3 separate regions of the Homo sapiens genome follow, and all the other regions are linked to region 3. A link is a loop called in an ENCODE intact Hi-C map of the cell type or tissue named here. Cell type or tissue: psoas muscle. All regions are shown on one strand.

Region 1 (2,500 bases), 47 kb after region 3:
CCTTGACATTCACATTATGTTATGTCCTCAGTCCTCATATTTTAAGCTTGTTTGGCTTCAAGCAGAAAAAAAATAGGAATTAAATCCAAAAATGGAAAGAACTGGCAAATAAAACCATAGTTTCAATCCTTGAATCCAAGAGGACCATAGAAATTAGCTTTTTGGATCAACTTGAATAGCCTCACAACAGAAACAGCTGGTTTGTGTTGAAGCAGTTTAAATATTTTAAAGCTCATAGCTTGGAGAAGACTGTAATTCAGTAGTTTCTCTCTTTACCCACTCTCTTCAAGTGTTCACTGTTCCTCCCTGTTACCCATAATTGTGATTTCTTTTCTTCTGTTTTCTTTCTTTGCCTTTGCCTCCACTTAATTTTATCTTTTCTCTTTCCCATTTCTGTCTCTCAAGTGTCTTATCCTTCTCTTTTTTTCTCACTCATTTTTATTGCCATTGAACATTTAACTTTGCTACATGTTGTGAGAGAGAAGGAAGAGGAGAAAGAGATGAAAAAAGCAGAATAAAAAACAAATACTTACCTAAAAACTGCTTATCATATAGAAATTGCTCAAAAATATTCAGCGCCTAAATCAATAAAAAAATCTAATATTTATGGAGAACATATTTACATTAAGGAATCTCTACAGGCATTTCCTATAATCCAACAAGGTAGATGTTGTTATTATCTTCATTTTCCAGATAAGGAAACTGAAGCTCAGAAAAACAAAATAAGATAACCGAGGTCACCCAGAGAGAAAACGATAGAAGAAGACACATAACCAGTTCTGTCTGACTCAAAAATCCATGTTCTTAACGACCATTATCTCTTGTAACAGGCATATGCCTGGTGCTTTCCTGACATCAGTTCATTTAATGGACATTAAACAAGAAATAGATTGCTTGATATATGATGCAGCTGAAAAAAGCCAGGCATGACTAAGACAGAGATTTGAGACACCAGCTCCAGCAATAGCTGTGTTAACTTGGCACATTATTTAAATTCTCTGAGCTCAGGTTCTTAATCTGTAAAATGAGCTTATCTGCATCTACTCTTCTGTTTGATGCAGTGATTAAACCAGCTTGCTCCATGCCCCCTAGTCTATTAACTAGGCAAACAAAATGGAGAAGAATATTCAAGAGAGAGGAAATAAGTCACAGAGACAGGAAATGGAAATGATTCTGCCTGGCTCATAGTTTCTCCCAGATACCCTCCCTCACCTGCGAGCCAGGATTCCTCTTTCATGTTTTCCTGTGCCAAATTTTTTTTTGTCCTTTAATGCACCAAGTTTTTTCTCCATCTCATTACCTCCCATAAGTATAACTTTGGTTTTCTTATTTGTATCTCCCTACCCCACCCTGACCACAAGGATGCTCCGTAAGATCAGGGACCAAGTCTGTCTTGCTAGCTATACCACCAACGCACAGCCCAGTACCTGGAGCACAGTTTGTGCTCAGAAAACACGTGTTTAATGAATAACTGAAGGTGGAAGGGCAAAGGGTGAGGATGGAGAGCGAGATGGGGCAGATGGCACTGGATATTAGGACTCCGTACTCACATTCTTCCCAATTGTCCTCAGGGTCTGTTGGAAATGCAGTCGCAGTCTTCACCCCTCTCATAACTATGCCATCAGCTTCTGAAGCCCTGGAATCAAGATTTAAGAGGAGTAGCTGTGGCACAGAGGGACCCAGGAGAGACACACTGACCTGTGTCCCCAGAAAAGACTGACTTTTGAGCACCCCACCCTCTCCCATCATTTATCTTATCAATGACTGGAGACAATTAGGTCTCCTTGATGGTGTGAAGAAATATAACTGCACTTCTATCTAGATTCAAGGTAAATCACAAAAGATACATTATTAAGAGTAATATTATAAATTACTCCCTGGGCAGTGCCTTCAAGGCCCATGAATCCAGCTGCACCTCCACCAGCCAACAACTCCTGAATCTATACCCAGCTTTTCAGTCCTGCTATCTACCTCCAGCTCTCTAAGGCACCTTAAACTCAAGAGGTCTGAAATCGAAGATAGTGAATGCCCACACCCACCCCAGGGCCCCCATAAAAACTGCTACTTCTATTTCTTCTCTCAGAGAGGAAATGGGGAGCCATTCTTTACACTTCTGTCACCCTTATGCTTCGAATCTGAGCAGTTTCCTAAGTTTGTCTCAACTCCCTTTTTCTTCATTCTTACCCCATTGTCTTAGTTCCTCTCCTAAGGATTCCTGATGGACAATCATAATCATCTTCCAGAAGATCCCTCTGCCCCCAGGCACACCTCCCCACTGCCCCAGAATGTTTTAAATCGTGAATCTTGTCACGACCTTATTGAAAATCCCCATCATATATATGGTAAAGTCTGACTGTTTATATCAGCCCAGGCCCTCCTGGAATGACACCCAACCCCTCCTGCCTCTCCCTGTCATCTGAGTCTGGCCCCCAAGCAGACTCGATGTCAGGATGTACAGCCCTTGCCATCTCTGGCTTGTCCACCTGGTAGCTCCTCAGTC
Region 2 (2,500 bases), 110 kb after region 3:
ATTGCAACCATCGTTTTTGTCTCTTTACATTCTTTTCCTCTAGAGAGTATGATGTCGTTGTCATCCCACCTGGGGTTTTTCATACTTCTGAGATTCGCTTCACTGGGGCAGGGGATGCGTGGGATGTGGCTGGCCACCCCCCTGTGGAGCCAGCTCTTCCTTTATCCTGCCACCCGGGCCTGGGCAAGAAAGGGTTTTTCTCTCTCCACCTCTAAAGCAAAGCCCCATAGCAAACTAAGGGCTAGGCTGAGCTGGAAATTCCCCTCACCCTTTTTGGCACTGCATTTCCTCACTACCCACGCAGAAAGCAGGTTCCCGGGAACATTCAGTGACATGGGGAAATGAGGGCCCCGCAATTTGTCAAAGGGAAAGCCACAATAATACTAATCTCTTAAAGTACTTGGCTTTCTTGCCTAACCCCTTACGTGGTCCTCTGCAATTAGATTCTCTGGTAAATACTCTCCATACTTCTTGGCTCTCATGACTATCACAGGCAAAGGACAAGGGCAAAAGTCTTAGATGATAGGGTAACTGGGGTAATTGCCCCCCCCCCCCAAAAGGGGAATCCTAGCCATTTCCTGCCAGAATGAGCAGTTGGCATCAATATCGTCAAACCACCCCTTCTCTGCTCCAAAGATCTAATGACAGCAAGAGGGATATAGACGGGAGGAGAAGGCGTCCTCCCTCTCCCAGACTCCCTGCCCACCACCCTCCCCAGAGAAGCTCCACAAGGTGAGACACACTGTCCTATAGGCCCATGTAACAGAAAGCCATCAAAAAGACCGTAGAGAAAAGCCGTTTTCCATAGAGCCTTCTGCTCAGGGGCCCACAGTTTCCCTAACCACACCCGCTTTTCCTGACTTCCCGAGCTCTGCACCATGAAGGCAGGAAAGGTACCGGGGCATTGCTGGCACACCCCAGCCTCCAGGCTCCCTTTGGCAGGTTTATCTGCATTGTACGGTCAGGGTCAAGGGGTGAGAGAGGGTCGGGCACGAGGAGAGGCTGTCCTTCCTCCCCTAAAAGCATCCCCCACTCCCATCTCTCCCCACCTCCAGCGGCCAGGATGCACCGGGCCGGCGGGCAGGCGGGCGAGCTCGCGGGGCCGCTTCTGCGTGTGCACCTGGCCGCCGCCCGGGAGCCTGCCACGGGCCGGGAATGGCCGCTGCTCCGCCCTCTGAGAGGTGCTCCAGGCTCCCTGGGGACGGAGGTTTACACGTCCCCGTGCCGCGCTCCCAGATCTGGGCGGTGCGCGTGTCCCTTGGGCAGGCTCAGCTCCCGGACTCCTCCCGCTGGCAGCCTGCTCGTTCCTGGCGCAAAGGAGAGGGAGGGAGTGTCGCTGTCCCAGCTGAGGCCCTGCCTGTTCCCATCGCCCTTGCTAGTCACCAGAAGCTCCTCTCCCCTCAATGAGTTCACTTTCTCAAAAGACAGCCTTCAGCACCCTGGTTTCCTAGAAGGCTTCCCCCTAATCCAGAGTCTGGGGGGAGGGGGAGATTTTCAGAATGCCATTTCAAAGCAATCAAATGCAAAGCTAGAAAAGACGACCCCCCCCCCCCACGCACACCTTGTTTTAATGCTTTATGTTCGAAATGTAAGTAGCATATAAAATGTACTCGAAACTTAAAAACTTGCTCTAAGGGAATTAAGTACAAGGTAAATATATTTTATTCTTAATATTTTAAGGAATTTGATTTAGACATTTTTCCTTTCTAGGGACAGTTTGGATAATTTTCCGTGAAACTGGATGATCTTTGAATATTAAATGAAAGGAGACTAGAATAACAGTCTCTTGACTATTCATGAAGGAGCTTTAGCAGAAGCATTCTTTCTTGGTGTGCAAATCACGCCTGGCAGCCCCTGCCCACAGTACCCGAAGATGGCAGGCCTTGTTCCCTTCACCTAAATTCATAAACCTGGGTGTAGTGGCTTCTGATGCTGATTTGTTTCTCTTTTCAGTAAGTGTGGACCTTTGTGTACCAGAGAGAACATCATGGTGGCTTTCAAAGGGGTCTGGACTCAAGCTTTCTGGAAAGCAGTCACAGCGGAATTTCTGGCCATGCTTATTTTTGTTCTCCTCAGCCTGGGATCCACCATCAACTGGGGTGGAACAGAAAAGCCTTTACCGGTCGACATGGTTCTCATCTCCCTTTGCTTTGGACTCAGCATTGCAACCATGGTGCAGTGCTTTGGCCATATCAGCGGTGGCCACATCAACCCTGCAGTGACTGTGGCCATGGTGTGCACCAGGAAGATCAGCATCGCCAAGTCTGTCTTCTACATCGCAGCCCAGTGCCTGGGGGCCATCATTGGAGCAGGAATCCTCTATCTGGTCACACCTCCCAGTGTGGTGGGAGGCCTGGGAGTCACCATGGTAGCATCTTTAGCTATTTTCAAACTAGGACTCCAAGCTTCTTGCAAACTCTTTGCTAAATAATGCCTTGGTGGCATGAGGCACATCCCTAAAATAGCTAATTTACTCCTAGGGAATTTTTGATGATTCTTA
Region 3 (2,500 bases):
AAAAGGAGAGAACATGTTCTAGGTAAAGGGAATGTCCGCGAGGCTGGAAGAATTTGTTGTAATCAAGTGACCAAAAGGAGGCCAGTGTAGCTGGCTTCAGTAAACGAGGAGCGGGGTGCCAGGGGGTGAAGCCAGAGGGTGAAGCTCGGCCGTCTTCTGGGTCGTGGGAAGAAACTGGATTTCATTCTTAGTGCCACGCAGTGTTGGAAGCCAAAACTGCATTTTAAAACACACACTTGAAAGGAAATCTGGTATCAGAGCCCGTGGCAAGGAAAAGCGCCATCCCCGGGTGAGCCGCCTCAGCTCTCATCTGGATCACTGTCTTGCTCGCCGCCGCCCCCTGCCTCCATCTTTACCCTCCCAGAGTCCATTCCCAACACAGATCCTTTATCAAGTTAGTGAAATCGGGTTATTTTTCTGCCTCCAATTCTGACACGGCTCCTTGTACCATTCGCAGGAAAAGGTGGAATCCCCAAGGCCTCATGCCCCAAACTCTGTCGGTCCCCATCTGCTCCACCACACTGGCTTCCTTGCTGCCTAAACACACGGCCATGCTCTCTCTCCCTTTAGGGCTTTTGCGCTCCTGCTCCCTCTGTCTAGAACCCTTTCTCCCAGGATAGCTGCATGACTGACTCTGTCACCTCCTTCAATTCCTTGCTCAATGTCACCATCTATTTTTTCTTCCTTTTTTTTTTTTTTTTTTTTTTTTGGAGTTGGAGTCTTGCTCTGTCACCTGGGCTGGAGTGCAGTGGTGCGATCTCGGCTCACTACAACCTCCGCCTCCCAGGTTCAAGTGATTCTCTTGCCTCACCCTCCCGAGTAGCTGGGACTACAGGCCCGTGCTATCACGCCTGGATAATTTTTGTGTTTTTAGTGGAGATGGGTTTTCGCCATGTTGGCCAGGCTGGTCTGGAACTCCTGACCTCAAGTGATCCGCCCGCCTCGGCCTCCCAAAGTGCTGGGATTGCAGACGTGAGCCACGGCGTCTGGCCCAATGTAACCATCTTAATGAAAACCCCATTCCCCTCCACACCCCTGCCACACCTCCATCACAACCTCCTCACCAAACTCTGCTTTTTTTCCGCCATAATACTTGTCATCTTCTAACATGTTCTACCATTTACTTACCTATCGTGTCTATTACTTATTGTCTGTGTTCCCCTTCAGAGACTGGAATAAGCTCCACCAGGCAGAAATCTTTGTCTGTGGGGAGTCGTGGGAGCTATCCATAGCCGTGGGAGCTATCCATAGCCATGGGCGCTCTGTCCTTCCAGGTCTAGTGGAGGAGTGGATTTCCCTGCCCGCCCCCCGAGCTGGGCGTGGCTGTGTGACTTGCTTTGGCCAATAGAAAGTGAGCAGAAGGGATGCGTGCTGCTGCTGCGGGCAGAGCTCTTTGCAGCCAGCACATCTGCCACGTCCATTCCTCCCTCTGACACAGCATCTGCACCTTTCTAGATGGAAGCTGCTCCACTGGGCTTGCTCCCTGAGTGATTAATTCGAACATTATTCCCCTGGCAGCCATCAAAGGACATAGAGTATGATAAATGAATAAACCTTTCCTTTTAAGCCACTGTGACTTGGCAATTGTTTGTTATTGCAACACAACCTAGTCTATTCTGACTATGTCTCACATGTTCAGGAATGCCTCCTGAGTACTGACAACAATGCCAGGTGCACAGCATATGCTCCATAAGTGTTTGTTGAGTGAATTTCTCTGTCTTTATTCTGAAATTTTTACACAGCATACTTTAAATTTAAATGTGCTAAAGTTGTCACCAATATCTAGACACCAGCTTTATTCCATTGAGTGAGTGTTCTATGACTGACATGGTCAACAATCAACATTAAGTACCTACTATGCAAGTTAGGTCTTTCTTAGGGCCCCAGAGGAATAAGCCACTGTGTCTACCTTAAGGTAGTTTGCAATCTAGTTGCAGAAACAGAAGATGTGCTCAGAATCATCTGCTCCACTGTGTAGTAGTGGGTGATACATCCTAAAACTGTCCTGAGAGTTCAGGGGTGGAAGCCACTAATGAGGATGAGGCTGGTGAGAGAAGGGGATAGGAGGCTACCTGAGCTGGGCCTTGAGGACATAGACAAGCAAAAATAGAGCTGAGAAAAGATTTCTGCCAGAAGGAACAACATTCAATCACACACAAGCAGGAATAGATCTTGAAACATTAGAAGGTAACATATATCACCATGGGTAGAGGCCAGATTTCTTTGATTGCAGTGATGGATGTCTATGTGCTGGCTCCACGACTTTAGATGAGTCAGTTAACTTCCCCATGCTTCAGTTTCCTTATTTATGAGGTGGCAATTATGATGATACCTTCCTCAGCCAGGCGCATTGGCTCACGCCTATAATCCCAGCACTTTGGGAGGCCGAGACAGGAGGATCACCTGGGCCCAGAAGCTCAAGTCCTGCCTGGGCAACATGGTGAAACCCCATCTCTACAAAAAATACAAAATTAGCCAGGTGTGGTGGCATGTGACTGTA

Evidence for each region. Hi-C counts contacts between places; a loop is a spot of excess contacts. Peaks named below come from ENCODE experiments on the same cell type or tissue, not always from the same donor. Only the 100,000 strongest peaks of a DNase experiment are listed, where the experiment ranks them.
Region 1: a loop joins it to region 3, with 2.1 times the contacts of the local background. A loop is called at or near these places in 3 of 110 quality-filtered maps.
Region 2: it touches region 3 in a loop (4-fold over the local background); 6 of 110 quality-filtered maps call a loop at or near these places.

Annotation. Positions count from the first base shown.
Region 1 is chr18:26,923,896-26,926,395 of GRCh38, reverse strand. All of the region lies in intron 5 of CHST9 (carbohydrate sulfotransferase 9), which reads left to right. AQP4-AS1 (AQP4 antisense RNA 1) reads right to left here. Exons shown (of 8, transcript NR_026908.1): 3 at 1,551-1,636; 4 at 534-579. Among named protein-coding and RNA genes, the nearest start is that of AQP4, 59 kb to the right of the region's middle. In psoas muscle, no CTCF peak of the experiment used is centred here; no DNase peak of the experiment used is centred here.
Region 2 is chr18:26,862,050-26,864,549 of GRCh38, reverse strand. AQP4 (aquaporin 4) reads left to right here. Exons shown (of 5, transcript NM_001650.7): 2 at 1,954-2,368. Among named protein-coding and RNA genes, the nearest start is that of AQP4-AS1, 2.0 kb to the left of the region's middle. RefSeq lists an enhancer at 1,094-1,594. In psoas muscle, no CTCF peak of the experiment used is centred here; a DNase peak (open chromatin) is centred at 1,259; H3K4me3 peaks cover 1,460 bases; H3K27ac peaks cover 1,514 bases.
Region 3 is chr18:26,970,567-26,973,066 of GRCh38, reverse strand. All of the region lies in intron 4 of CHST9 (carbohydrate sulfotransferase 9), which reads left to right. The region is part of intron 1 of LOC124904275 (a long non-coding RNA gene); the gene reads right to left. Among named protein-coding and RNA genes, the nearest start is that of AQP4, 110 kb to the right of the region's middle. In psoas muscle, no CTCF peak of the experiment used is centred here; a DNase peak (open chromatin) is centred at 1,366; H3K27ac peaks cover 1,237 bases.